2 separate regions of the Mus musculus genome follow, and region 2 is linked to region 1. A link is a loop called in an ENCODE intact Hi-C map of the cell type or tissue named here. Cell type or tissue: gastrocnemius. All regions are shown on one strand. Links, peaks and the distances in the headings refer to the core of each region. The heading gives the core; the rest is flanking DNA.

The links. Hi-C counts contacts between places; a loop is a spot of excess contacts. Peaks named below come from ENCODE experiments on the same cell type or tissue, not always from the same donor. Only the 100,000 strongest peaks of a DNase experiment are listed, where the experiment ranks them.
Region 2: a loop joins it to region 1, with 2.4 times the contacts of the local background. A loop is called at or near these places in 12 of 42 quality-filtered maps.

What each region holds. Positions count from the first base shown.
Region 1 is chr1:172,209,471-172,224,395 of GRCm38, forward strand. Casq1 (calsequestrin 1) reads right to left here and starts at 10,425. Exons shown (of 11, transcript NM_009813.2): 1 at 9,942-10,425; 2 at 8,420-8,504; 3 at 7,324-7,424; 4 at 6,439-6,550; 5 at 6,007-6,080; 6 at 5,542-5,672; 7 at 4,336-4,381; 8 at 3,867-3,921; 9 at 3,558-3,658; 10 at 2,478-2,552; 11 at 424-1,033. The coding sequence starts at 10,220. The coding sequence ends at 875. It overlaps Atp1a4 (ATPase, Na+/K+ transporting, alpha 4 polypeptide), which reads right to left. Exons shown (of 23, transcript NM_013734.1): 22 at 14,627-14,718; 23 at 14,038-14,356. The coding sequence ends at 14,328. It overlaps Gm17224 (a long non-coding RNA gene), which reads left to right. Exons shown (of 5, transcript XR_865735.3): 2 at 160-394; 3 at 2,261-2,416; 4 at 2,984-3,931; 5 at 4,092-4,216. In gastrocnemius, for the core only: a CTCF peak has its summit at 7,859 (motif pointing left); DNase peaks (open chromatin) are centred at 7,858 and 9,015; H3K4me3 peaks cover 2,500 bases; H3K27ac peaks cover 2,297 bases.
Region 2 is chr1:172,291,133-172,306,057 of GRCm38, forward strand. It overlaps Atp1a2 (ATPase, Na+/K+ transporting, alpha 2 polypeptide), which reads right to left and starts at 6,932. Exons shown (of 23, transcript NM_178405.3): 1 at 6,749-6,932; 2 at 2,440-2,544; 3 at 2,195-2,254; 4 at 61-264. The coding sequence starts at 6,760. LOC115487369 (a long non-coding RNA gene) reads left to right here. Exons shown (of 3, transcript XR_003948776.1): 3 at 584-1,629. In gastrocnemius, for the core only: a CTCF peak has its summit at 9,223; DNase peaks (open chromatin) are centred at 8,581 and 9,260; H3K4me3 peaks cover 1,695 bases; H3K27ac peaks cover 2,500 bases.

The DNA.
Region 1 (14,925 bases), core at 6,835-9,334:
CAGGGCGGGCAGTGGGAGCACTGGACGAGACTGCAGGACCATCAGAGTCTGGGGAGACCTCACTAAGGACAGTGGACTCAGTCCTGATGCTCCAATAAAGAGCGGCTGGGAATCAATCACACACTGCTAGGTTATTCTTCGCTTGTCTTGACTTTTCAGGCAGACGAGTCAGCTCAAGAGCAGGGACAGGCCTGGCACACTCTGTTCTTCCAGAGCCCAACAGCAGCAGTGCACAAATGCCATGTGTTCAGAAAAGGCTTGTTGACTCGGGGTGGATACTGCCTGGGGAGAGAGCCCCCAACCCTGCTCATCAGCCCTCTAACTCACTCCTAACAAGGCACAGCACCCACAGTTAAATCTCCTCTTCAACGGTCACCTCCCTCCTCCTATAAGGGTGAGACTTCATCAACAACAGACACTTGCTCATTCTGCCCCAGATTTCTTTATTAAGGCCTTGCATTTGACCCAAATACATTAACAGGAGATGGCTAAGATTATAGCCCCTAACACAGTACCTCCCTTCCTCCTGGCCAGGGTCAGGACAGTGAGAGAGGTTTAAGATTTGAGAAATGGGATAGAGAAGAGTTTGCAAACCGTTAAGTATGGGGAGTGGCGGGAAGAGAAACAGATAAGGTATGGGGGAAGAAGCAAGTCAGATGAGAGAACTGGGCTGGGATCTAAGAAAAAGCAGCTCCTTTTCTCCTCGGAGAGGGAGACCAGGACCTCAAGCACCCTGTATGCAGACCACAGTTGGCCCTGTAGTAGAGAATGACCTAGTGTCCCAAGGAGCCCAGGGAAGGGCACAGATGGCAGAAAGGTACAACAAGTAAGGAGCAAGTGGGGCTGGTACTCGGCTGCCACGGCCACTCGTCATCTAGTCGTCGTCATCATCATCGTCATCGTCATCGTCGTCATCGTCGTCGTCATCCTCTGTGTTGATCTCGCCCTCCAGCACGTCCTCCAGCCAGTCCTCCAGCTCATCAGCAGAAGGCAGGTCCTCCTCGTTATCCATCTCCATCCATATGCTGTCGGCCTAGGTCACGGCACAGGGAGGGGATGGAAGCGAACATAACACAGAGCTGGACCTGCCACACACACACACCCCGTAGCCCCCCCTTACTGTACATTCCCTTCCTTGCATCCTTCAGTGGTGAGAAAAACTATCCCGGTGAAGATCGGCGTTAGAATGGTGATAGATGTGAGTGGGAAGAAAAGGCATTGGCTAGAGCCCCCTCCCTGCTTCCTGTCTGTCTTCCTTACTGTTGCTGCACTGAGCTCCTGGAACCAGCCATCCCTCTCTCCCACATCCACGATGGAAAAGCAGTGGTACCTCCTTATGGCCAACACAGCCAAGCAGAAACTCTTAACATTCACAGATTTTCAAGCAAATGAGTTTCTAGTACCAGCTTTAGTGATTTCTAAACTCTGAAAGTGTATTTTTTTTTAAATACCTGTCTGTTCCCAAGCCTGATTTCACTTTTTTGCTGTCTTTGTTCTTATTTATTTATTTATTTATTTTTAGGGTGTGCTCTTGATGGCTCACACCTTTAATCCCAGTACTCTGGAGACAGAGGTAAAGGTAGGGAGATCTTTTGAGTTCAAGGCCAGCATGTGCTCTTGCTTTATAGCCTTGGCTGGCTGACCTCTCATATTTGCTATGTAGCTCAGGCTGGCTTTGAACTCACAGTGGTAGTCTAGCCTCTGCCTTTCCAGTGTGTGTGCCACCGTGCCTGGCTTTGCCTCTGACCTTTGATGATCACCCTTCCCCCTCAGTTTGGAGATTTGTATTTGTCCCTTATTGAAATCTCATACACTCCATGGTCTCCATCGTTAACGCTACTCCCAGTCCCTCAAGCAGAAAGCGCTACTTTGCTGCCGTTTTATTTACTATAAAATTTACCAAAGCCCGCCTTATAATTAATGAAATACTTGCCTACTCCATTAGCCTGCGAATACTATGAAATCAAAAGCTGCACTACTCAGTTCAACTCAACAAATAAGCACCTACTATGTGCTCACCAGAAGATTTCTGCCTTCAAAATGTTCAAAATCTACTAGAAGAGATAGGATGCTCCAAGGCAAGTTCTCTATGCCAGTGAGCTCTCAGGGGCGGGGGTGGGGGTGGGGGTGGGCATAGGGGAAATACTTGAAAGAAAACACAGTGGAGGACCATAAGGTTGGACTGGACTCTGAAGAATGGGCAGGTGGATCCTGTGAGTGGATGATGCACGTGCTCAGATCATGCATTCCCACCCCACAGGTCTAGCCTTGGACCGATGTCTCCTGCTTCTGGACAGTGCTCGTTTCCTTGACAGTCAGAGAACTAACTATACTGAGAGAACTAACAGTACAGAGAAGCACTGGTGCTCAGCTCGAGGTCACAGCACCCTAACCTCACCCAGTCCTGTCCAATCTGGTTAGTACTTGGGTTGGAGATGACCTGATACTTAGGTGTGAATGAAGAACAGGAAACTCACGTCTGTAACATTGACAACTCCTATTTGTGGAGCTGACAGGTCAATGTCAAAGGTCTTCTCCCAGTACGGGACCAGCTGTAGAGAGAACCAAACACATGAGTTTAATAGAGGTTAGGAGCACACGAGTCCATAAGAGGATGAGAGCCAGCCCAGGGATGAGAGGAGGCAAGAGGAGCTGGCAGTGCATGGAGGGACAGCCAGCAACCAGACACTGGGTTGTAGGTAAAGATGATCAGTGAAAGAGAAACCCCAGTGGAAAAGAATGAGGAAGGCAGCCTCTCCCTTCTGAGGAGAAGCACAGAGCCCCTCCTTTGTTCCCGAGTCTGATTATGACTGGCCTTGTACCTTTGAGCTATTCACATCTCTAAAAAGTCCTCAGTTCCTGCATATCTATATCTGTCTGTCTGTCTGTCTGTCTGTCTGTCTGTCTATCTATCTATAAGATTATTTTTATTATTTTTACTTATGTATGTATGAATGTTTACCATGTGTATGCATACCTTCAGAGGCCAGAAGAGGGTGATGGCTCCCCTGTAGCTGAAACAGCCACCAGACGTGGGTGCCAAGAACTGAGCTCAAGTCCTCTGGAAGAGCAGCTAATCTCTGAGCCATTTCTCCAGCTCAGTTCCTACATCTCTTAACATAAGTATTTATACCTGGCACTCATCAGTGTTTGCCACATTCCTGTTTGCTCATTCAACAGTAAACCTGAGAAATTGGGGATTCAGCTGAAAACAGAGCCATCTCTTGGAACGTGGAATCTGCTGATTCTCTGAGTATACGTTTGTGTGCAGTGTTGTGCTCAGCCTCTCACCAGAGCACTGCTTTTCAGCTTTGGTACATTGCCTGTCTGCCTCTGCTCCGGGAATCACATCTCATATCCCATGCAGTTCACTTCCCATCCCCTTCCCCCCTTTGCTCAGGATGCCCATGCTCTGTGTCTGCGGTGCTCGTGAGCATGCAGCAGGCATACTTCCTGGATCCCCAGCTAGGAAGTGGGGAGAGGAATTCTGAAACAAAGAAGGAGCCCCAGCCCAAGTCCCCACCTTAGGACCACACAGTTTGAGCAGAGCCTCTTACCAGCGGGAAGTCATCAGGATCAATCCAGATGATACTGAGGTCGGGGTTCTCAGTGTTGTCTTGGGCCACAGCCTTGAGAGTCTCTAAGAACTCATAGCCATCTTGGAGGGAGCAGAAGTAAAAGTGAGGAGGAACAGACAGGAAAGGGACACAGGAAATGAGTCCAGACCTATTTCCCTACCTCCTACGACACCAACACCTTTCAAGCCCTAGGCTGCTTGCAAACTCCCAGGAATGCCTTCCATGTGAGGCCTACGATCCAACAAATACACCCCCTTCCCCCAGGCCGCTCCAGTGTCCTCTCCTCACCGGGATCTGCTTCCTCTGCAAAGGCGACAATGTGGATTCCATCCAGGTCATCCTCCTGTTGGAGGGTGAGGAGGGGAGCAGGGTTAGAGCTGGGGATGGGGGTGGTGGGGGAGACCTTACTGTCCTCCCGTCCAACCCCTTGCCCGTTGCTTGAATCTGACTCCTGGAATGGCAGCTTATGTTTTCACGGTGGTGACTTTTCTAATGGCATCCTTTCTGCTCTAGGGATCCTGTCAGCTCCAGAGTTTGAGTCAGCCTTGTCATGTTCATTGTCATGCCTGTCACTTGAGACCTGACATGGTCTTCGGTACAGAAACAAAACAAATAAAAACCAACCCACGTGCCCCTTGGCTGAGACACGGCTTTCTTCCTAGCTAAGGGCACAGGGAGGAGCAGGGACAGCCGTTTCTAAGATCCGGGTCTTTACCCACTCCTGCTCCCCAAGGGCCTGGTCCTGGTCATCACTCACCCAAGTCTCGTACATACTCTCAGGCTTCAGTTTCCTCAGGGTTGATCTAGGAGAGACAGAGGGTCCCTATTCAGTGGGTGGGGACACCTCCCTCCAGAAGGTCCCCACAGCTGAAGCCACCTCTGGGTCAGGCCTAGGGCATAAACAGCTTGTAGCCCAGAACAAAGCCAGTTAGCAAATCTAAGCTCTGGGCATCAGGCCCAGAACATGGCACGGCTGCAAAACAATGGTTAGTGGGAAGGGGATGGCTGGAAGAGAGACGCTGGGGGCAAAGGTAAGAACTGGATATCAGCAGAGTCATTTACTTTTTCATTCACTCATTTAGTAAAGCTGACAGCCTGGGCTCGAAATAAAATTCCATGCCTCCTGTATGCCAGGCCCTGGGTTCCCTTCCCAGTACAGGAAAGGGTTGGGGGCGGGTATAGGTTATGAGGACTGAGTTAGGTATTGATTAAACCATGTTGGTATGTTGTGCCCCAGTGAAAGAGGCCAAAATCTAGTGGGCGAGAGTAAGTAGTATTTAGACTGATGAGTGGGTATTTCTAGTTGTGGAGTCACATGAAGGAAGAGACTTGTGTGAGTATAGGGCAGGGTTTCTTCGCATCAGCACTGCAGACGTCGAGGGAGGGGGCGTCGTGCGCACTGGAGGATGGTTAATAGTATCTCTGGCCTCTAATTACTGAATACCAGCAGCACTCCTCACAGCCAAAAATGTCCTGGAAACCTTGCCTAACAGCCACTGGAAGGCAAAAACCCTTGCCCCGCAGGCCGCTCCCTGTGCCTCCGTTGACAACTGCTAGTGTCAAGAATGACAAAGGAGAAGGGACTGAGTTCAAGCTTGAATCCCAGTTCTGATTCTTCCCCCTGGAGCCACTTTCACTGAGGATGCTAAAGAAATTAACTTCAGTAATAGAGAGAAGGTACCTCCCAGTTCCTGGTCCGAACACAGGTACTCTACTCATTGGCTGACACTCCCTAAGAAGCCCCTCAGTCCACACACATTTACAGAGGACTTTCTCTGTGTAGGGCTCAGAGCTTAGTGCTGGGGTATGAAATACAACACAGAACCTACTGGTATATCAGTGAACACCAACGTCTGCAAGCATATTCATCTCCAGGGCAGTGTAGCTTCCAGGTTGGCTTGCTTCCCAGCCCACTTCACAAACTGATGTGCTAGCCCTGGGAGGAACCTTGGCCAATCCCCACCTCCTGTGCTCCTCCACGAAGCTGACAATCTCCTCTTCACTGTTGGGCTTGTCTGGGATGGTCATAGGCTCTTCCATGAAGGCCTCGTAGAAATCAATCTCATTCAACTTCAGAGTCAGCTTCTTTGCCACCTTTGAGGAAGTAGACAAGAGTTATGGAGCAGGAGAAGCGGGAGCTGAGTGAGAAACAGTGTAAAGGAACTAGTTGCAGAAAAGGAGTCAGAAAATGTGGCTCTGGGTCACTGGGTAAGTGTCTTCACTCCTCTGGGCATCGTTTAACACAATAAAGGTGGGTTAGACAGTCTAATGTCCACCTTCCCTTCAATTCTATAGGAGAAGGAACATGAGTCTGGGGTGGGGAATACCAGCATGAAAAATGGTGCCAAGATCCCATCAATTTTGGTAGGGTAGGCTGAGGGAAGCTTAAGAGTGTAGGGAGAGCCAGTGTAGCCACAGGGAAGAGAACCTTGCTGTCGAAGGTAGCGAAGAAAGGGATGTAGGGATGGAACTCTTCAGCTGCGTCCTCGTAGGCTTTGTAATCTGAGGGGGAGGAAGGGACAGTCACAGTCATGTTCAGGGTCTGCCAAAGAATCACTCCCCCCCACCACCAAGGGGAATCTTCTCTGCAGGTCTTCCTTGACATGTGGGTCCCAGGAAGAGACCCATCCCCTTTAGCTCTCTAACTCTAGCTCTCTGAGAATAAAATACAATAGAATTGTAGAGGAAGCAGCGGAATGCTGGGGGTGTTTGGGAATGCCCCAGAGTGCAGGGACAGATGATGGAGCTGACCGTGCAGAAGGAAGAAGGGGGCCTAGGAGGTCAGAACCAGAGATGCTTGGCCACTGGCCAAAGTAGGGAGGCAAGGAGGATAGGTGGGTCAGAAAGAGCTGTTACCCACGCTCTGAGTCTTTGCTCTTGAAGTAGCCAATGAGTTTGATTTCATCTTCAATATTCTCAAATGCCTGCAGCTCTCGTTCACCTTCAATCAACTCTACAGGGTCTTCTAGGACCTGGGAGAAAAAGAATATTGAGACCACCATTCCTTTTGTCCCTGACAGGCCCCAGAGAAAGATACAGGGGAAAGACAGGGAACTAGAATAGGAGATGCTTGTATAGGGTGGATATGTGGCCTGTTAATGGTGTATGTGTGTAGTCTGAGTGTTGTGCAGTGTGTGTGATACGCATGTTCTGTATCTTCTGCTTGGCATGGGGTATATGTTTGTGATATGTTGTTGTATGTGTGATTTATTTGTGGTTCTGATGTGTATGGTGTATATATATATATATATATATATATATACACACACATATATATACACACATATATATATAATATAAATTGTATATTACATGTTTTATTGCTATATGTATGCTGTATGTCATGTGTGTGCATGAGAATGCATTGTATGTATGTTTTATATCTGGTATATGTGGCACATATATATGATGTGCTTTATACACACACACACACATATATATATGTATATATATGTGTATATACACACACACACACACACATATAGGGGCCTATATATGTGATATGCATATGTTTTGTGTACATTGTGTCTGATCTATATGATATATGTATGTGATATCTGTTACATGTTGCACGTGGTATGTGGGAAACTGGTATAGTGTATGTATGCCTGGTGTGTGAGTGTGTGTGTGTGTGTGTGTGTGTGTGTGTGTGTGTGTGTGTGTGTGTTTAGGAGTGTAGGGTTGATTAGTAAGGACCGAGGGGCATTGGAAACTTCAAGGCTATGAGGCTCAGGGGAACCCTCACATCAAGCAGAAACTCCACCAGAGTGTCTGCAGAAAACTCGCCGTCATATTCAATGACTTCATCTCCTTTGAACACATAAACGCTGTCTTCTTCAGTTAGTCCTAGGAAACGCATGGTGGGAAGGTGAGTGAGGAAGACAACCTTCCCAGAAACCCGAGTCTAATCTGGTCACAGCCCACTTGTTAATCCCTGCAGACTCATCCTCCACCTCTCCATCCCTTCCCCCTACTCCTGCCCCGCCCCATCTACCTTCAACAAACCCTTAAACCCTTCATTCCCAAATTAGTTCAGGAGCTAAAGCTAGGCAGAAGCTGGGGCCTGCCCGGGTGGGGATCGGTAGGGTTTGAGGGGAGGAAACTGGGAAGATTCAGATTCTAGCAACACAGCTCCCTTGCTCTGCCTACACAGCCAGGGACAAATATTCCTGCCAGCGACTCTGAAGTATCTAGTGGCTGAATCTTTGCTATTGCTGTCCAGATGACTTGTTGCTAACTACCCTTCCCCCATCCACATCCGGTGTCCAGCCTCTGCTGCCGCCTGGTGGCCGGGTGGTGTAATATCTGGGCTCTGCTAAGAGAAAGGGAGGAAGCCGAGGGGGAAGGGAGAAGGGAGGGGGGAGGGGAGGAGCCAAAAAAGCACTTTGCAGAAGGGCTCTCTGGCTATGCCTGTATTTCTTGGTTTCACCTTCCTTTCCAACACCTAGCTGTGTTCTTTTTTTTTTTTTTTTTTTTAACTACATTTTTTTTTTTAGGTTAGCATACATGCTTTTGTTTTGTTTTGTTTTAGAATTTCACTATGTAGCCCAGGAAGCTTTGAATCCACAATCCTCCTGCCTCATCCTCTCAAATACAAGTATCACAAGTATGAGCCACCATGCCCATGTCCCTACCCAGTCTTATTTTCTAGATGAGCAGAAAGGTTACCACCCCACCGTTCCACCTCATCCAGGGAGTGGGGCGCAGGACTCTATACAGAATAGCCCCTAATCTCAAATGCCCCGGCCCACTCTAAATAGATGTGCAGCTCTCAAATCTCCCCCAAACCCCCACCTGGGCCTCTCCAGTCTTCCATAACCTGCTTCCTTGCCCTCCCTTACCTAGTTTCTTGGCCACAGCTGCATCCTTCTCTGAGTCCACCAGGCCAAAGCCAACACCCTTGTCTTCTAAGACTTGGGCTGCTAACTGGAAGAAGGAGTCAGAATTAAATTAGCCCCCAGAATTCTTATCAACCTCTTCCTTGTGAGATACGTTCCTATCATTCATCGGGTCATCTGAGGTGCAAGAAAGCCAAGCATTGACCTTCACCATCTGTTAGAAGCAGACTCTGCCTGGGCACCTCATAACCCTAGCCTGTCTTTGGTTCAGCCTTTGAAAAGATGGTGTGTATTTATTGCTCACTGCAACGTTCCTGAAGGACGCTGAGTCTCACCTTCCATGAAAGACTGGGCCCTACCTTTCATCCTGATCAAAGGCCAAACTCAGCAGAGGGGAATGTGGGACCCTGGGATCCTGAAGTAACTCCCAAAGTGAGAGCTGTGGAGGATGGGGTGTGGGGTGAGGGGTAGGAAAGGCCAGAGGTCAAGAGGTTGCCATCATCCCTGGAGGGACAGTCACTCTTCTTCCAGGCCCCACCTCCTTCTTCTTTAGGCTGGTCGCCCCACAAGCCTCCCCAGCCAGCCACCTGCGGATTCTTTCTGCTGTGGGCATACTGTGTGCAGCTGTATCCCACCCAGCACTGCAGTGATCCTTAGGAGAATGGGAGGGCGGGTGGCAGGTGGATGGCAGAGGCCACTGAACATGGAGGATAAAAATACTTGGCTCATTAATCAGATAGCAGTTTGCAGAGCCCGATGGGGCACACGGAAATGCAAGCCAGGGGGCCGGGTGTCTTACACTGAAACATTCCAAGCTCGGACAAGGTGGAGCCTCTCTGTATCACCAAGCCGGGGAAGTGCAGACAAAGGCAAACGTATCCTAGCTCCATTAGGGATGCGTGTGGCCACGTAATCCAATCGGAAGGCTGCCTCCCCTCATTTCTTTTTTGTATTAACCGTCTCTGCCTTGGACCTAAAGTAGATTCTCTGGCTGAAATGATGGGGAAGGCATGCTGAAGCCTTCGTGAGAGTTTTCTAGTAAGGACTTCCCCTAGGGGACAAAACGCGGCGGGTTGGCCTGGGGAGGTCTGTGGGAAGCCTCTAGAAGTCATTTAACTGTACAGTCACTAAGTCAGTTGAAGGCAAATAAAAGAACAATCGTGTTCACGGTTCTGCTGTTTGCGTCTTGGAGCACGGCCCTACGTGTGTAAAGAGAGGGGGATCTTTTGGCCACAAGAGTAGTATGAAGCACAGTGCAGGGTACTGTGCAAGCTCCCCCCACCCAGCTTCTCCCCCCCCCCAGCCAAACCTAGTGCCCCTGCCTCCTGCAGCACAACTTACCAACAGAAGGGTAGGACCTTGGTCCCTGAGTCTTTTTCTTTTTGCCAAGGCCACATTCCAGTCATGTACTTGGTGGAGACAGAGGCCCAGCAGCCATGCTGCTCTTAAGCTAGCCCCCACCCTCAGACTCAGGGCTCACCGAGGGGACTGAGCATGCTCTCCAGGCCTGCTATTCTCCACTCACCTCCAGGATTAGCTCCTCCATCTCAAATTGTCTCTGCGAGGCCTTGTCGTCCTCGGGGGGCTCATGGTAGAGGAGGGCCAGCACCTCATACTTCTTAAACACGTTCTTGTAGTTCTTGGCGTTCACATTGATCACACGGTCCACACCGTCGTACTCAGGGAAGTCCAACCCATCTTCCCCCTGGACCCCTAACCTGGGCGTCCCTAGCACCAGTACAAACAGCAGTGCCAGCCGCAGCTCGGACACTGCTCTGGCCCCCATCCTGTCGGTAGCTCTCATGGAGGTAGTACAATCTGGGCCTGCTCTCCTGGTCCAGAGGAGGTTAGCTGAAATAGGGAGAGGTGCCCCTCGGATACAGAATCCTGAGTTAGGGGCTCCAGGTGGGGGTGGGGTAGAGAGTGGGCCAGAGCAGTGGACAGAGGACACTGCTGGGTCCTGGAGAAACTGCCGACAGAGCCAAGAGAAAAAGGGTCAGGAGGAGGAATAGGAGCAGGGGCGGGGAGGGAACCGGAGCTGCCCCTTGAAACTGGCACCCCCTCCGTCCCCACCTGGTCCTGTCTAAATATGTCTCTGTGGTTGGCAGGAGGGATGGATAACCTTCTGAGGCCAGGACAGCTCCATGAGAGCCTGAATCCTCTCACCTCCTATACCTCTTCCCTAGGCTCCCTCCCAGCAGCTGGTTCCTTCCCCCTCCCCCAGTGTCCAGGACTCCTTAGCCCCTGGCCCCATGCAGGCCTAAGAGCTCATCGCCATATTAAGAAAGGGAGAGAGAGAGATGCCGGATCTAAAAATAAGACCAGATGAGTTAGGGGTAAGTGAGGCTGGGGCTGGAGGAGGGGGGATGTAGGGTATCCAGGGATCCCAGAGTAGGACAAGGCCTATCAGAAAGAAGTACAGGTAGCAAGGACGACACCTTCTGGGCCAGAGGCTAAACTGATAATACAGGAGAGAATGTGGTATTTCTAACTCCTAAAATCCAGCAGTCTTCTATAGGTAAAGCCTATTTCTTTGATCTTATGGACGAGACATGAGCAATAAAAGCGCATTCCAGGCTCCAGGAAAGAAACCCCCGTGCAGTTCCCTTTAAAGACCGTGGACCAAGGATGAGATCATTCTCTGAATAAAAGATGGAGCGGAGTCCAAGACCAGAATCCTGGCTTAGCTCCAGTCAGTTTCCTTTGCTTCACTCAACAGTCCCAACTCAGGAATGCAGGGGGAAGGACAGGGCTGGCCCGAGTTCCATCCTGTAGTGATGGCGACTTGGGCTTTCTCTGCCTGTACTGCCCACTGCTTCGTGGCGCTTCCTCCTCTGAGGGCTCTGGCCTGATCCCGTGGGACTCTGATTCTAGGGCATAAGGGGCTGGGAGGATTCCTCAGACTGCACAGGTCTATAGAGAGCTAATAGCTACTATTCATTCCTATGTCTTTGACAAGGACAGATGATCCGGTATAAGTATGGGAAAAAGTTAACTCGAGGTAAACAGGAAGAGGTGGACCCTGTGCCCTTATCGGACGCTGTGGATTAATTCTGTGCATCTGAGGCACACAGCTGAGCTGGAGGTACGAAGGCTGTCATTTTTAGGGTCCTAGCTTAGAGGTGAAGAGTTGAATTAAGCTTTGAGTACTTAGCAAGGACTCCTGCATGGCCTTCTAGGGCTCATACTATATTTAGGTAAACTGAGGCTCAAGAGGGCTCAAGGGGGAGATCACAATAAAGTCAGACTTCCATGTCCACAGTGCAACGTACTTCTCATTCTAGAAGGATGGCGTTTAATTCGCATCTAGGAAGAAGTATAAAGTTATGCTAGCAGAATAGCATCTTGCATTCCCATGGGGCAGACCTTATATAGCTAATTTAGCATTCTTAAGAACATGTCAGGAGTGGATCCAAGAGGGACAGCTGACATTGTAGTGGGAGAGGCCAGAGGTAGCCCAAGCATGGCACTGGAGCTGAGGAGATCTCAGAATCCTGTCTCTTCATCTCCCAGGAGAGTGACTGATGTGCCAGGCAGAGCTTACACCCGTGGCTGCAGAGGCCACCCAGGAGTGACGGGCAGGCCTGCTCAGTAGATGATCCAGCCATGGTGTCTCATTTCTTCAGGGTTCTGGGGAGAGGGAGCTATCTGAACGGACACTGGCACACCAGACCTCTTCCACTGTGAACTGAACCTTAGGAGCCAGACAGGACTCTGGTGGTGACCCTGACTGCTTCAGCGCCTCCTTGTCTGTGCAGCCACCACTCCGTTCTTCTGGCCCTTTACGGCCCCACTTCCACCCTTACTCTCTTCAGCTCCCACACTACTACTCTAGGCCTCCTCTCTCATGCTTTCCTTTCTTCTTTCTCCTCAGCCCCCTTCCTTCCAGGCTGCCTGAGTGCAGGCCTCTGGATCTAACACGCCTCAGCTCCCCGTATCAAATGACCCTGAGTTGGGGCGTCTGTATTTTTAACCCACCAGACACTCAAAGCTCCTCACTACTGAAACTTGAGGAGCTGGTCCCTCCCCCTCCCCCTCCCCATCTCACTCACACACCTCCCCACCCCTGCTTCCATCTTCCAGGGTCTGTTTCAGCCCTGTCAGCAGCCGAGGTGGACCCCACACTGATCTAGCTCTGTCCCCAGGAGACCTTGCACTAGAAGCGGGAGGAGTGGAAGGAAAGCTCTGAGAAAGGGGCCTGACATAGAGAAAGAGGGGCTGGCTACACCTTCCAGTGGGAGGGTTTCTTGTTTTGTTTCCTCTTTCTTTGTTGTGTCTGCCAGCCACAGTCCTCTACCAGTATCCCACTTATTTATTATTTTATTTAGCCTTGTTTGTAACTGTGTTGGGTCCGAGTTACCACTATAAGACAAGTTTGAAAAGTGGTTAAGGATACACATTCTGGGATGGGGGCCCCTGGTTTCCTCTAGGAACTACTGTGCAATGGAGGGAATATGGTCCCAAGAACTGATGGTGGGTTTGGTCCTTGGCCCAAAGCCAGAAAGTGTGCAGTTGCCCCCCCCCCCGGGGGGGGGGGAGAAGGGTGGGGGCGGGGAGGTGGCATTTTGGTAACAGCTGCTGGTTTTCCCCGGTTTCCCCTGGTTTTCCTCAGCATTCCTCTGTATCATTTGGCCGGATATCTCTAAAAAGTTCCTGAAGTGAACGAGAGTCACAGGCAAAGCAGAGAGGCTCAATGAGCAGAAATGAGTTGGAGAGGGGGCAAGACAAGGGAAGAAGAATCTAGAGAGGAAGGTGGGCGGGGGTGGGGTGGGGGGGTGGCTTCTTGTTCTTTTTTACTAAGACCAGACCAATAAAGAGCTTGGGTCCCAGGCTCAGGATGTAGCTCAGTGATACATTATTTGCCTAGTATTTGCGTGTAACCTGCTTTGAGGCTGTACCAGAGAGAAAAGGCTAAAGGATGGGATAGCTAGCGTAGAGATGTCAATGACAGGGTTAAAGGGCAGGAATCACAGTCTGCCCCATATACATGAAGAGGAGGGAACCCTCCCACCCTACCCCACCCTGCCATTCCCCAGTCAGTGAGCTTTGCTAGATCTGATGCTATTAGGTATCCTTTAGAACAATGCTATGGCCTGTAGTCTGGTCTGAGAAAATGCAAGTCAGGATCTAGATTATTTAGCCCCACAAGCCCCAAGCATGGGTACAGATATGAGTGCCGTGGTACCCCTAACAATATGTAGCTCAGCTGCTCTTGTCTCCCTTGCAGTATCTGTTTCTAGCTAGACTTTGAGGGCAGCTATTTGTCCCTTACACTGACAAGACATCACAGATCGATCTTAAAATAGGAAATACCCTTCAGGGTTAAATATGCCTGATTTTCTGTTTTTAAAGCCAGGGTCTCACAATGTAGCCCTGCCTGGCTTGGAACTCACCAGGTAGACAGGCTAGCCTCAAATTCACAGCGATTCACCTGTCCCTGTCTTCCAAATGCTGGTATATTAAGACTGTGGGCCCCCACACCTAGCCCCAGATGCTGGATTCTAGTACATTTTTAGTCTCTTCTGAGGTCCCTGAGGTCCCTTTGACTAATTACAATGTATGTGTAGGAAGGGAGCTTCGCTGAACTCTGTTCCCTCCAAAACAGACTTCTGCACACCAAGTAACCTGAGGGTTGTTCCAAGCATTTATCTCTAGACAGGCTGCTGGATGTAACAAGACTGCACATACTCGCTGGACCCTAGGCAGAACAGGCTGGGCTTTCTTTCTCCCAACCTATTCCATCTCCTACCAGAGACTCTTCCTCCAGCCCCAGGAATGTGTCTCTCTCATCCAGAGTCAATTCAACCCATACAACAGGGGCCCCTGCTCAGCTCTATCTCAGGTGTCATTGTTATACTCAGTCCTGGCTCTCGTGAGACCAATGTCGTGTGAAGATCTTTCTCTGAGGCAGTTAGTAGTACGTCTCCTTCTCCAGCCATCCTGTGGAAAAGAGACCAAGTGAGCAGAGAGAAGGACAGCAGAAGAGCTATGCAGACAAGAAGCAAGTGGAGAGGCTGTCATGTGCAGCAGGGCCCCAAGCACTGGGAGGAACACGTGAGGTCAGGAGTAGAGGACCAGGGTCCAGGAAGAGCAAAGGACAGACAGTGAGGTAGAGAAAGTCAGTGGCTGTGGAGGGAGCAGATGGGATGGGAAAGCTCATGAGAGGGCCAGTGACCACTTGAGGGCAGGATCCAGGGTAGGTAGCCTTACCACCAGGCCGTCTCCGGATGATAAGTTTTCTGATTTCATCATAGACGAAGATGAGAACACTGTAGGGAAGTGCGCAGAACCACCAGTTTATCCTGCAGAGAGCAAGAGTCAGTCAGTGTGGCTCAAGAGGCACGAGCCAGAGAAGGCACGAGCCAGCAGCAATGGTGCGGAGGAACCATGGAGACTGAGCTGGGTGGTGAAGATGGGGAGGCAAACTGAGATACAGTTGATTTTCCATTTGAGGAGGTCAGAGCCCTAGTGCTAAGCGACTGGGGGCAGAGAGGAAAGTCACAAGACAG
Region 2 (14,925 bases), core at 8,100-10,599, 83 kb after region 1:
GAGGTTGTGAGTTGGAGGGCAGGGCTATAAGCAGGTCCAGGGGTCAGGTGCATGGCTCACATTATCGTTGGATGGTTCGTCCTCCATAGCGGCCAGGATACCATAGGCTAAGAAGCAGAGGAGTGCCCCAATCCACAGCAGGATAGAGAAGCCCCCAAAAAGCTGACGACAGAACTTGACCCACTCAGGAGTTGTGGGGGGCGGAGTAAGGGCGTTGGGTCCATCTCTAGCCAGAATGTCCTGAGCTCGCTGATTGGTGAGGCCCTGGGGAGTGAAGAAAAGTGTGGGTGTGGCACAGGGAACAAACCCAACCCTCACCACATCTCTCGGCATCTTAGAGAATCATGTTCAGCTAAGGGAGAAAATTCTCCTTTGGTTGGAAGGGGTGGGACCATCATGAGGGACCACACAGAGGAACTGGTGTCTATAATGAGACTTGGGTCTTGAAGGCTAATATGGACTCACTGTGGCTCCACCTGGGTTATTCTTGGGTCGAAAGATGTTTTTGTTGGGACAGCATGCATAAGCATGATTTCTTGTCCGGAAAAATTCCTTGTCTGACCACCCTCCGTTCTTCCTGTAGATCCTGCCTTTCTCCAGGGCTCCAGGGAAAGCCCCACAGCTTTGACCCTGGGTGTCACGCAGTTTTGGCAATCACCTATTACTTTCCAAAGAAAGCCTAGCCAGGCTCACTTCTCTTTGATCTCCCCAGCCAGGCTAGATCAAAGGCCTCTTTCTGGATCCAGGTAATCCCCCATGCTTGATCTAGAGTGGGGCTCACTATATTGCACTGGCCTTCTGTTTGTGTGGTTTTTGTTTTTGAAATTTTTGTTACTGCCTTTGAGCAGGAACCACTTGTTACTGATCTTTATGTTCTGTGTTCACCCACTTTTTGTGTGAACCTTGAGCTCCAACTGCAAGCCCGGCACTGGGAAGGATGGAGAGATGGGCAAGATCAACAAAGTACCCACCCACAATCTAAAGAAGAAACCACAATAATAAATATACAATGATGCCAGAGAGTGGAAAGCTCCTGCTAGAAAATAAAGTAAGGTTAAAGAATGGGAGCTTAGCAGTTTAAGAAGAGACAGAAAGGAGTGGGTCAGGGATACTGACCACAACATTTTGTATCTTTCTTTTGAGACGGGATTGTTCTAGCTTGGAAGTTACTTTATAAGCCCAAGCTGGCCTTGGACTTGTGGCTAGCTTCAACAATGTTTTTATTTGTTTGAGCCAAGATAGCAATAGTTTGTCTACCATGGTCTTCAGCTCTTGGGCTCAAGCATTCTCTCTGTTCTAGCCTCCTAAGTACCTAAGACTACAGTTGACCACAGTAGCGCTTGGAAGGTTTTTTTTTAAAACTAAGGATTGAATTTAGGGCATCACACAAGCTACACAGCACTCTACCACTGAACTACATCCATAGCCCTCTTCGATTTGATTTTGTGACAGGAACTCTACATTGTCCACCCCAGCCTTGAACGTGCAATCTTTTCTGCCTTATTCCCCAAGTATCTATCTGGGGCAATAGGAGTGTGACAGACCACCTAGCTTTGAGGAACAATTTAAAATATATTTTAATGGGAGTTCAGCAATCTGCCTGTATTTGTTTATGTAATTCAACTCATCCGGGGACAGCTTCTGGCCATCCCAGGGAAGGGGCAATGGAGACACTTTGGGAAAGGAAGCTGAGTACGCTTGGAAGCACAGGGTTAAGTGGGGGGCATGGGCCCGGATACAGATCCAGCAAGTCAGTCTCCCTTTCTGAGTCTCCTTGCTTTAATAAACAGGCTGACAATGCCTGACCCAGCTATGGTGAGGATTAAAGAAATGTCTGCACTGCATCTTATTACAGAGCCACTGATGTAGCAGGAGCCGGCAAGTACTATAACAACAGGGATGAGTCACCTTGCTGGTCCATGCCTGTCATTTCTAAAAGCAGTTGTGTGAGGAGGAGCACAGAGCCTTGCCAAGGTCTGGGCCCAGGGTTTCAAGGAATTCTAGATACACAGGGAAAGAGGGAGAAGCAGGAGTCCAAAGTCTACTTCTGGCCTTGCCACCAACTAATCCCATGACCATATGTAAGTCTTTCATCTCTGGGCTGCTTCCCTCACTTGCAAGGAGCGTTGTGTTCTAGTTTTGGGGCTCTCGTTCCTGAAGCTTCCTGCCTCTCTCACCTCATGGCTCCACTCACCTTAGACAGATCCACTTGGTATTTTCGGCCCAGCTCATCCAAGGACAGCTTGTGGTCATCCTGGGGAAGGGGAAATGGAGACACTTTGGGAAAGGAGGCTAGGCACACTTCGGGGCACTGGGTTAAGTGGGGAGCATGGGCCTGGGTACAAAGCTCGTCTGGGTGCTCATGGCTGCTGGTGTGTGAGTGCCCGAGCAGAGCTGCTGCTCCACAGCCCCCCCCCCTGAAAGCTCTGTGGTCCTTACCATGGCAACCTCCTTCTTCAGCTCATCGAGCTCCTTCTCTTTCTGTTTCTTCTTGCCACCCCCATTTTCCGCAGTGGTGGCAGCAGGCGAGTACTCACGCCCTGCCTGAAAAAGGAAGGGATGGCTCAGATCATCAGGGAGACTGGATGGAGCCTGTTCACACCAGACACTGAGGATGTCCTGCCATTAGAATCAGAACACGTCTTGAAAAGGATCATCCTATATTATCGGAAGGGACTTTGGGGGCGGGCAGGGATTGCGTCGATGGGTAGGGTACCCCATAGGAATGTCTGCCTAATTTAGAGAGGAGCACTGGATAGAGTAGAAGTCCCAGGAGGGAAGGGGAGAAGCAGACTGGATGGTGGAAATGGCATGGGTAGAGATGATGGGCTGAGAGAAGCTAGAAGGGATGGGTTCAAGTACAGCTATAAAATGGGAGCCCAGGGCATGCTGGGAACCCTCCCCAGCCTGCTTGGGCAGGCGTGCCTGGGACTGGACACAGGCAACTCACAGGACTTGAAACTCCAAAGCAAGAAATATATATGAGAGTAAATAGAGATCTGAAACCATGGAAGTCAGGGTCAGTCTTGGGCCATCTGTCCAGATCAGCGCCATGTTTTTTAATAGTGATCTTTTGGGGCCCCTGTCTGCCCTTCTCTTCAGGGCCACTGCAGACTTCTTTGGGCAGATGGTGAGGATTCTTCATTCTAATGGAGGCAGCCTTGGAGCAAGGGACTGGGGGGGTGGGGTGGGCTAGGAAGGACCTGGGGTTATTGATCGTGTGCAAAATGCTGTCATCTTCCTCCGTGTCTGTCTCTCCCTCCGTGTCTCTCCACTTCCCTCAGGATACAAGGGGTAGCTGTTTATGCCTGGCTCCTCCTGCTCTTCTATGGACCCTCAAGGCTACACTGAGCTTTCAGGAGTCGTTTTTTTGATGCTGTGGTTATGATTTGTGTTTTGCATAAAGAACGAATGAATACCTGGTAGACAGGCGCATCAGTGCAAGGGGAGGCTGCTTGTTTATTTTGTTTTTCAAGATTATGTATTTGGGGGGGGCTTATTATGTATTTTAGTCAGGTGTTTTTTTAAGCAGCTTTTTGGCTGACCACAAAGGTGAGTGGAAAGGAGAGGGAGTTCTCGTGAATCTTCTACTCATAGACAGCCTCCCTCCTCATCAGCATCCCACATCGTTAGAATGGCGCATTGTTTCATCAGTATCTCCCCGTGGCCAGGGCTGACACTCTTGTAGTGAGTGCATGTTCTACGGATCCGGGCAAATGCAGAGCAGTATCCTGCCATTCCACCAGCACGTGGCTGTGGTCCTCTGAGTCCTGGGTACTGAGAATAATGTATTTTCACCTATTGGAGTCAGCCGTCTGGGGGATACTGCAGCTGCTGTGATCTTAAGGAATCGTAAGCCTAGCGCCTTGGATAATAGAATTCTGTCCAGCGAAATCAGAAGCAATGCTGGGCGTGGGAGGTACACTACAAGGTGGGCACTTGTTTCAGGATGCAATGACCTAGAAGATGTGCTCTCCGAGACTGTTGCTCAGACATACTCCGTTTAGAAAAGGAAACTGACCCGTCATGCTTTCATCTGTATCTGAACTACCCACGAATGCAATCTGGTTCTGAGCGTCTAGAGGCCAAGCATCACGGGGAAACTGAGGTGGTCATCCAAAGGCGCTAAGAACAACTCAGAAATGTTTCTACCTCTCCCTTCCCCGGGCGATGCAAGAGGCTTCATTAAGTCGGGTGAATTGAAGTGTTCTGTCCTCTAGCATGCTTGGTGAGGCAGGGCTGAGTGGAGGCTAGGAGGCCACAGTAGGATTGAATTCGAGAAAGCATCTGGACAGACGTCAGTGTGGCCCTTGGGGGCTTGAGGGGTGGGAGGCTTGGGCTAGAGGTCCGAGCAGCAGAGTCCAGGAAAATCTCTGCACATTTGATATCAAACAACAGACATGAAAATGAGAATCAAATGCCTACTTATGGAGCTGGGACTGGTGGTGTGCATATCTGTATGCCCATAATTTGGGAGGTGGAGGCAAGAAGATTGGAAGTTTGAGTCCAGCCTGGGCTACATATCGAGATCCTGTCACAAACAAACAGATAGGTGTCTCTGAAAAATGCACTGGCTCTTAAGTGTTGGATTGTGGCTGAGCTAAATAACTCCATGTGGCGCTTTTTCTTCCCAGCTCCCACCCTGCTCTCCCATAAGTGCAGAGCTCGGCTGCCCTTCCCCCTTCTTCTGTCCTGGCAAGGATCTCAGGCTCCATGGCCAGGAGCCTGCAGAGATTTGGGGCCAGTGGCTGCCCAGGGAAGAAAGAAAGAGGAAGTGGGGACCCCTCTCTCCCCCTCTGGTCTCCCCTCCCTCCCCTAACACAAGTCCCTCTCTTTGGTTCTTCAATGTTGTAGGAGAACAGAGAGTTCTTTTTTCAGAAAGCCAGAGACTGGGACAAAGTGGGGGTAGCTGGAAAGCAGCCAACACTCCCCCCACCCCCACCTCAGCCTCTGGAGGAGGCTTGGCTCCCTCCCACCAGTGTGATCCCTCTCCCCAGCTCCCACGCTGCCCTTCACAGCCACACAGGCGTGGACTGGAATGGAGGTGAAGCAGACCCCAGAGTTGAGTGTGGGGAGTGGGATTGTTTTCTGCAGGGCTTTCCTTGTAGGTAGGACTCTGAGCTCCCAGACTTAACCCAGCCTTTTCCGCTAAACAGACCAGACCAGCAGAGTCACGCGCAGCCACTAGGTTAGGGGTGCCACAGGTTATGGACCCAGCAAGGGTACTAGGGGAGAAGTTCTGAATGGGGAAGCCAAGGTCAAGTTACTTTCCAAGTCAAAAGAACTCTATGAGCTGGGGCTACCTTACTCTGGGGTAGAGCAGAGTGGAGGGTTGTCTGCTCTTTCTTTCTACTTAGATGGAGGTTGGGCTTGCCTGACCTGGTTGGCCTTGGACTCTCAGAGGTTCTGCCCCTCAGCTGGATCTGCTCTTTCTATGGGGAGCAGGAACGATATTACTGAAGGTCCCAGTTTAACCATGACTCTTCCTTGGGGAAACCCATTGCCCATAGATAGTTCCTAAGGGCGGGCTTACAGCCCTCACCTTACACTCACCACCCATCACCCTGTATGCCCAGAGGCCCTTCATTTGCAAATTCTCCTGCTGAAACATAGTGCAGGTTCACCCATGGAAGCCTGCAGCACTATCCTAGGAACACGCTATTGTAAGGTTGTGGACACGTGTACACACACACACACACACACACACACACACACACACACACACAGATGCATGTATGCACACATGCGCGATGGTCTTCTATTTCCAGTTCCCACCCAAGCTCTGGATCTCTGGTGTCCAGGATTCGAGTTTTTCCAGCTGTTCAGCTTAGTGCAATAACATGTCCTTGCCTGACTCCTCCTTGGATCCAGAAATTGGCTCACAGCACCCTGTGGCACTGTCCCCCTTGCATTTTGCAATGGCCTGTCAAGCCCTTTCCCTCTGTGCCCTCTTTTGCCAGGATTCCACATGAGGAAAACTTCCAAGCACAGTATGGAAAGGGATTGGGTCCTTTTTCTTCATATGGGGATTTTATTCCCAAGAATTGGAAGCCTTGTCCTTGCTCGCCCAGATATGGCTGTTAATCTTTTCACTGGCAAATCCATTGCTTCACAATGCCATAGGCAGGCGCAGTTCTCAGCAGCCTTTGGAAAGGTCCCCAAAACCTATGGCCTGGAGCCCAGGACAGTGCTTATGGGGACATCCGGAGGGGTGCTGGGGTGAGGGCTGGGGATACATCTTTGCTCTCTCTGCCCCAGCTGACTCTGGCATGAAGAACTCTGGGAACTGGTGTAATCAACTGCTAGGTGGCTCTTCCCAGCCCCAGGCTGGCCCCTGTACTCTTGGGCTAAGGACCTCAGAGCAATAGATATTTTCAGTGGGTAACAAGGACGGCAGAGAACTAACAGTGTCAAAGATCTCTTCAGCTGGGAAGCTCGGGATTGTGGAGCGAGAGGAGGGATTTGTGGAGTAAGGATGAGTGGGCAGAGAGCAGGGAGATCTAGAAGGACACTTGGGTAGTTTCTTAGGCTAGTTGTGGGAGAGGCAGAGAGCAGGGTAGCTGCAGAACCTGCCAGTCCCTAGGCTCATGAGCTCCGTGGAACGAATCCACATGCATGTGCAGTCGGGAGACTAGTTCCAAGTTCAAACCATCCCACGCAGTCCGTCAGCGTCTCTCACCCCTCTCTCCACGTCCCATTTCTACTCCACCCTCCAGAGAGTGGCCCCTGATCTTGGAGGGATACTCACCCCACGACCCATCTTGGGGCAGAGTGGCTGAGGGGACCTAGGCTGGAAAGGTCACCAGGAGGATCCCAAGACCACACCGCCTGTCTGGGGCAGCTGGAGACCCTGGCAGACAGACAGAGACAGTCTGAGCAACAGGGTAGCTTTAAATAGGTCCCTCTCCCCCTCACTCCCGCCTTCCCCTTCTGGGGAAAGAAACGTTTGTTGAAACTGGATCCCTGAGGACTCCTCCCCTCCCCTCCCGCCTCTTTAGCAACTGGCCCAGCTGATGGTCCTGTTTTGTCCCCGGTCTGTCCCCCTCAGCTCCTCTTAGCATTTCCCCATCCCATGGGCAGCTACAACCAAGAGAGAAGCAAGGGGAAAGGAATGGGGAAGGGGTAGCTGGAAAAAGGAGAGGTGGCCCCTCGAGAGCAGCCAGCTCATGGTCCTGGGACTAATTGCCTATATTTCCAGGTGGGGAAGCAAGGCTATAAGAATTCAGCAATCTTACTGGATAAGACAGAATCTCCCTGAGCTCACATCCAAGTTTCCAGAGAAAGCAACAGCCTGCTCCATCTGCTGTAAGGGGCTGCAAGGACGTTGTGACCAAGAAAGAATTAGAACTAGAATCAGACGACTCTTGCTTTTGAAGCTCCTTGCAGAACCAAAGCCTGGAGATGCTGCACCAGGCATGTCCCACTTGTTGCTCTTGGGCTCCATACGCCACCCCACCACCACCATAGCTAGGAATTTGGCCCAATACATCCTAACCTTACTTCAAACATTGAGATGCTTTGTAACAGTGTAGCGATTTTTTATTTGTTTGTTTGTTTTTTGACACAAGTTTTCTCTGTGTTGCTTTGGCTGTTGTGGAAATCGCTCTACAGATCTGGCTAATCCTTAAATTCAGAGATCCCCCTGCCTCTGCTGGGATTAAGAGAATGTGCCACCACCAACGTTCGTTCTCTCTCTCTCTCTCTCTCTCTCTCTCTCTCTCTCTCTCTCTCTCTCTCTCTCTCTCTCTTTCTCTCTCTCTCTGGATAATGTGATTTCATAGTTGTCCAGTGTGGTTTGTAGATGACATGAATGTTGTTGGTTATAACATTGTGACATGATTTTTAATGGTGGACACACCTGTAACCCAGTGTTCAAGACAAGCAAGAGTCTCCGCACTTAGAAGCAGTTGGGAAGGTGAAGGACAGAAGATATGAAAGAGCCAGGAAGGCCGCCCAAGTCCGGGCACAACAGGCACGTGGAAGCATTTCTGCCATTCTGTGTATGAAGCAGATGAGCCTCCCCTTCACTGCTACAGGGGAGCTTTGAGTGAGTCTGAGTCGGAGGTCGGTGAATGGTATGAGAAGTCAAATCTGGAAGGTGTAGCAGGAGGGCATGGAAGTCATTATCACCTCAAATACCAACTCTGTGGGACTAGAAAGAGCAAGGACTTCCTTGGTTCCTTCTGGGAGGAAGGGGTCAGGCAGACTCCACTGTGAGAGACCTGTTTAATGGCATGGGAGATCCTGGAGGTTGGGTCTGGGGGGAGGGAGGGGGCTTCACCTCCAGCTGAGAAGATGTCTTCAACATTACTCTCAATAGAAACAGGAACAGAGCAGATAACTCATGACCAGCCCAGCCGCTCTGGGGGCGGGGGGGGGTGTTGGCATCATTCATTTGTTGAAGAATGGAGGCTGGGGACAGAGAGAAGAAGATTTTCTGCCCCCACCGACTAGGAACAGTTAGAGGGATAAAGTTCTGCAGTGTCCCCATTTCTCTGGGCACCGAAATGTAGTGAGTGAGTGGACGCCCACTGAGCAGGGGCAGGTCTGAGAACCCTGGCTGGGAAGGAGGAGGGAGGCAATGAGGCATTGGCAGGAGTCCTAAGGTGCCCGCTGGCTGGGCTGGCTGGGTTGAGCCCCCTCTGGCCCTGGAGGGAGCTCCCTGTAGAGCGATTATGGACCTCTTGTCCAGGAAATCTACTCTCAGAGCACAGGGCTCACATCTGAATTCCCTAAATAGCTGGCCACCTCCGGCTCTGCAGCTGAGATTTTTCCATTACAGACACCGGAGGGTCAGCGCCTACCTGCCCCTAACTGTTTCCTCCTGGGCCTACGCAGGAAGGATGGGCCCTATAAGCACACATGGACTTTCTCATGGTCTGTGGTCCATTCTCATGGTCTGGGTCTGGAGTAGATGAGACTGGGAAAATCATGAGAGGAAATTAAACACAGTCCCTGTGTGTCAAGGACACAGAGAACAGCTGAAGATGTAAAGCTGGGGACGAAGGCTCTAGAAGATTTACCTGAAGGCTAGTGGAGTGTGGGGTTTAGGGGTGAATAGATGATCCTTTTGGGGGGTATAAGTAGCATCTATAGGCCTGAGCCAGAGTTCCTGAGTAATCGCCCTAGCCTCTTCAAGATATAAGGTAAGGCTGAAGAGAAAGGCTCTGAGTGCTCCCCCAACCTCCTCCCACCCCTGCTGGCACCTTCTTGTACTGCCCAGGCCTTCCCACAGCCTGGTTCTGCTGTCTCAGTAACGGAAAGGGCTGTGCCCTTCCTCTGCTTGCAAAGCCTGCTAGGGCTCCCTGCCATGTCCTGCATTTGAGTGACCAGAGCCCCAAGGACACTGTGCTCTGCTGTGTACTCGAGAGGCAACAAGTGACAGCAGGCAGAGCACCTACAGCCTGCTTCTCACCCACGCCTTCCTGACCACTCCCTTCACGGACCTATGGGAGTCTGTCTCAGACCCCAGATCACAGTGGAGGTAGACATCTGGCCCTTTAATCTCTAACTGGGGATCCAGACAGGGGGACTTATTTGAGTCAAGAGAGGAACAAAGGAGGAAAACCAGAAAGACCTGAGAACAAGAGGTGGGGACGGATGGCGGGAGTGGTCTTGAGAGAAAACTCAGAGTAGGACAAGGTCACAAGGGACAAAATGGAAAAGGCCCAAGCCTTTGGTCGGCAGAGATCTGGGAAGTAGGATGTGTATACACAGGGTAGGGAGCTGAGAGACATAGGAACATGTACTAGTGTGGAGGTGGGATGCTAGTTAGGACCGAAGGGGACACTCGTGTCTGGGATTCTGTGGGTAGGAATGTACCAAGTACTAACTCCGAAGGAGCTTCAGTCTGGGCAAGTGGTTCAGTTGGGTGACTTCCTAGGAAGCATGGAAACCTGGGTTCTATCCCAAATATCCCTAAGGTGAGGGTTGTAGAACAACCCCAATGCCTGGGAGGTAGAGGCAGGAGGATCAGAATGTCAAGGTCACCCCAAGCTACATAGCAAGTCTGAGAAGCCGGCTCAGACAAGATGAGAGAGCCTGCCTCCTCCTCCTTTAAAATGATGGGGACAGGGCAGCGCTTGCTCAGATGTGTGCACCCCATTTATTACGAATTAGTAGTCCGCCTAGGAGCGTGTGGTGTGCACGTGTCCGTGTGCAGGCATTCACGCGGGCTACAGGGAAAGCTGTGCGTTACTGTGGGTGTACGTGAGAGTCCATGGGAGAGTGTGTAAGGGGGAGGGAGGGTGGGCGCTCAGCTGCAGATGGACTTGTAAACGAAACAGTTTTGTTTCCTAAGTGACTGGCCTCCTGGGGCCTCCAGCCCAGACTTGAAGGTTGTTTCAAGATCATGAAAGAGAGAATGGGAGGGACAGAGGGTGGGAAGGAAGAGCTGGGAGAGACTCCATCACTCCCCACCCCCACCCCCACCTCCACCCCTGTTCCTCTCCTGCCCCCGCCCCCTCACCCCACTCCTCTTCTCCTCCATCCCTCTTGCTTGCCTCTCCTGCTGCCAGCCCCCTGGGCTGTCCTGTCTCTCCTGGTCCCTGAACCTCTCATCTTCCTTTCTAATGTAGTCTTGTCTCAGCTGCCAGACTTCTGGAGCCTTCTGGAGTGTGGGTGACATTTTTTTTTCTTTTCTTTCAAAGAAAGACCCCCATGGGGTGAAAAATTAGTTGGGAGACTAGAAGGCCCAGGATGGCCTTAATTAATGTCTCCTTTTTTCCTAGCTCTCCGCTCACATTCCCTCAGACTGTAGTGGCCTGGCTCCAGGTCACAGATGTAGCTGCCCCAGGCCTGCTACTACCTCAGTTTCCCCACTGAAGTACAGGGACTGTGTGGGTTTTCTTCTCTTTTCCCTGATATTGGTTCTCCTGGCTAGCTCGTGGGTCTCTCTTTTCAGTGTACTTGGTGTAGCTTCTAAAAGTTCTTTTCCTTGGACTCTCCTGCCGTCCGCCATCTTTAATCCCCTCCCCCATGGTGTTCTTGTCCTTTTTTTGATTATTCAAAATACATTGTTTAGAATTGGGAAAAGAGAAAGATAAAGGCACTGAGAAGCGGCCTCCTGGTCTCCTGTATCCTAACCCATTATCTCTTTGCTTTCCTTGCTTCTCTGGATCCAGAAAGGTCTGCATTGGATTCCCATCCAATGGGACACACAGGTCGGGGTGTTAAGGATATTGAAAAAGAAAAGATTTTTGTGTCTGCTGTCTTGGGCTCAGTGGTGCACCTGCCTTTCCTGAGGCCTGAGTCATGGACTGGTGCGGTGCACACTTGCCTAAAAGTCAGGTCCCAGTGGTGCTACTGGCCACTTGGATGACCTTGGGCAGGCTGTCACCTATTTTGTCTCCCGGGTGACAAGGGGTGCCAGAAAGCCTGTGAGATCTCCTTTCACCTCTGGCGCTCCCCAAACTCTGGGCTACTTCCTCTTACTCATGCCTAGCTCAGGGGAGCAGTAGCCTGCAGTTCCCCTGGGCTGAGAGGAGACAAGGGGGCAGTTGTTCCTGCCCAGCCTTGTTAGTAGGTACAGGTGTGTCTATTTCAATTAATGTGAGTATAGGAAATGAGTCTGAACCCTTTAGCTCTTGGCATAGAAACAAAGGAAGGCCTGTTTGGTTTTGGTTTTGTTTTATTAGCAAAGATGACCTCTATATTTTACACAGAGCCACCATGGAGGTGGGCAGGGTCTGGGTATTCTTTTGGACTAGGGATCCTGGCATCTCTTGGGTGGTATTCAGGGAACATATAACAGGCGAGCCTGTCTTCGGAGATCTTTTGGACTGTGGCGATATGAAAGGTGTCAGGGAGGAGAGGGTTAATGGGGCTTGCTGAGTTTGGGGGCAGGGGTCACAGCTGGGCCCTGCAGGGTTCCTGTTTGCCTTTGATTCCATCTGTGTGGGGAAGGAATGGTCCCCCAGCCCCCTGAGGTAGGTTTGCTTTGGCTGAGGATCTGACCCAGCCGCTGGCCCAGAGCTTCCCCACCCTCCCATTCCTCCTATCAAGGGGCAGCCTGGCCTGGCCCCTAGCCTCCTCCTTCCTGCCTGCCTCCTTCTTCCCTTACCATGCCCTTCCTCCTCAGCCAGCATCGAGTTCCGTTTTTCTGCTTGTCCCCTTTGGCATTCTGTATGCCCAACAAGGACAGGGCGCCCTGTAAACATCTGGCACGCCGAGCCATGGCCTCTGTCCTATGTAACGCACTTCCAGAGTTCTAGGGAGGTTGACCTCCTCTTTGCCTCAGTTTCTCTTAGAGTCCAGGATCTTATCCCTAGAGGAATATGGCGTAATCAGCAGTGTGTGCTCCTTGTGATGCTATCGAGCCACTGAGACATTCAGTCTGTACTTGTTGAGACCTTACTGTATGCCCCATTCTGGGCCAGTACTGGAAAGACCACCATAACCCCGAGTCACGGTTCCCACACTTACAGTCCTTTTGCTTCGCACCCCAGCCTCCAAACCCCTCCACCCCATTCTTTGACCCTACTTCCCCAGAGTGGGTACTGAGCCTTTGAGATTTCTCCATTTCCTTAATCTTCCTGCAACTTCTCCACTGACTGGCTAAGTGAAGGATTCTCATCCTAGCTTTAAGTTTAGGTGCCAGGCCTGGACCTTACCCCAAGGTTCCCACTAGACGTGGCATCTGTCCGTACCCTGACATTGGATCCTCCAGACTCCGAAACTAAAGACGACGCATGTTAATTTAGTTCTCGTACCAACTCTGCTTTACAGATAGGGAAACTGAGGCACCCAATCAAGTGGGGGATCTGGGACTCAGACCTAGTCTATTTGGCTCTAGGGGCTGCAATGGTAACAAGAAAGAGCACAGATGATAAAGGGGAGGGAAAGAGAACAACAGCGCTCTGTGAGCTAGGCGCTAATGCCTGCTGATTGCACATGGTTAGACTAGAAGGTGATATCAGCTCCAAGATGAGAGAGATGATGCTCAGCCGGAAGAATCAAGAAGGTCTTCACGGAGGAGGTGGCCTTTTAATTGAGTCTTGATAGATAGGAGAGATCTGGCTCCGTGAGACGGAACCCTGTAGGTTCGGGACATCAGGGGCTGCAGTAGCATCCAGAGTATAGAGGAGAATGTGAAGTCAATCTGGGAAGTGGATACAGAGAGCCTCGAATGTCAGACTAAGTGTTATCCTAAATGCCAGCATTCTGTTAAAAAAAAAAAAAGAAGAAGAAGGAAAATAAAAACCTGTGATGCTAAAAGTCACCTGGATACGTGTTAAAAATACAGAACAGTGGGGCCAGGCTCAAAGATTCTGATTCATGAGGGCGGGGGTGGGGAGTGGGAGTCTGTATTTTTACCACCGAGAAAGTTTGAGAAATATTGCTATAAACAATATGGAGACATTTAAAGTTTCTGAAGAAAGAAATCATCTCATTCAAATTGTACCCTGGGTAAGACTCCTTTGATTGAAGGGGGGGGTGTGTGTGCGCACGTAAGCGCATGGGTGTGAGGTGTGGGGCTGGAAGGAAGAGATAGGAGCTATCAGGGAGAGGGTGTGGCAGGAGAGGAGGTGGGGGGGGAACAGCAGGGGTGAGCATTCAGGACTCCGTAGCTGGTTGCTTGCCAGGGCAGGGGAGGAAAGACTTGTGGAGTGGGGGTGTTGCGCAGCTCTGACTGTTATGAAGTTGGGAAACAAGCTATCACATCCCTGTGGTGGGTTGTGAGGCTGAGGTGTTGTGTGTGGTCAGGCTGCAGGAGGGGCTTCTTGAATAGATGAGACAGGACTGGACCTCCGCAGGGAGCATGGGCTGTGGAAGTCACCTGCATAGAGATGACCATGGAGGCAGAGGTCACTAAGGTGGGGGAATCTGGAGGACAAATGGCAAGAGTCTTAGGAAGAAATGTGTTCAATACTTAAGCCAAAGATGAGCCTAGACCAGCGGCTCTGAACCTGTGGGTCATAACCCCTGTGTGGCTAGAAAGACCTTTTCATGGAAGTCACACATCAGCTATCCTGCATATCGGAGATTTACATTCTGTCTCATGACACTAGCGACTTTACAGTTGCGAAGTAGCAAGGGGCATAATTTTATGGTTGGGGGTCACCACAGCATGAGGAACTGTATTAAAGGATTGCAACATTAGGAAGGTTGAGAACCACTGGTCTAGAAGATGGTGAGGTAGAGAAGCCAGAAAGATTGAGAGAGCTAGACCAAGCTAAGGACCTAGAGTTGAGAGAGGAACCGTTATAAGAGCATAAGAAAGAACTCTAAAAGCCAAGTTCCAGTTGACAAAGGGAAATGAGGCTGGTTACTTCTTTTTTTTTTTTTTTTACCTCAGACACCTCTGAGGTGACTGTTGTGACCTCTAAGGAAGCCATCTTCATGGCAGGTCAAACCTGGAAACAACAATCTTCCCCCCCCCCCCCAACCTCATTCCACACTAACAGGGCATGTGGTGAGGAAGCTGGAGGCTGAAGCAGGCCACCTTCTTTCAAGAAGATTGCTTTAGGAAATAGAAAGGAAAGAAGACAGTGGGTAACTGAGGAGGGGGTGTGAGGGATGCGGGGCTAGGGTCCTGTGTGGAGGACTCTCTTCTCCTGTTCACTGGGCCTACCCCACTGCCCATGTGCCATAGCACTCACCATAACTTATCTTCCTGACAATGACCAGGAAACAGTGAGGTCAGTGCGGCCATGGCTCCCATTATAGAAATAATGGAACTGAAGTTAGGGACAGTGCCCCCTGGCTGTGAGAACCAGGTCTGCCCAAAGCCTTACTGTCTAGCCCCGACATACCAGCCCCACCTACTCAGACCATACATTTTATGTTTGTTTTGGTTGGCCCCTTCATCCCAAGAACATCAAGAGGTAGGGTCCTCTGTGCCAACACAGTGCCAATGTAGAGTGGCTGGTTCTCCTTCTTGGTGTTCCCTGTCACCATGGCTGGCAGCTGGTCACACCTCCATAC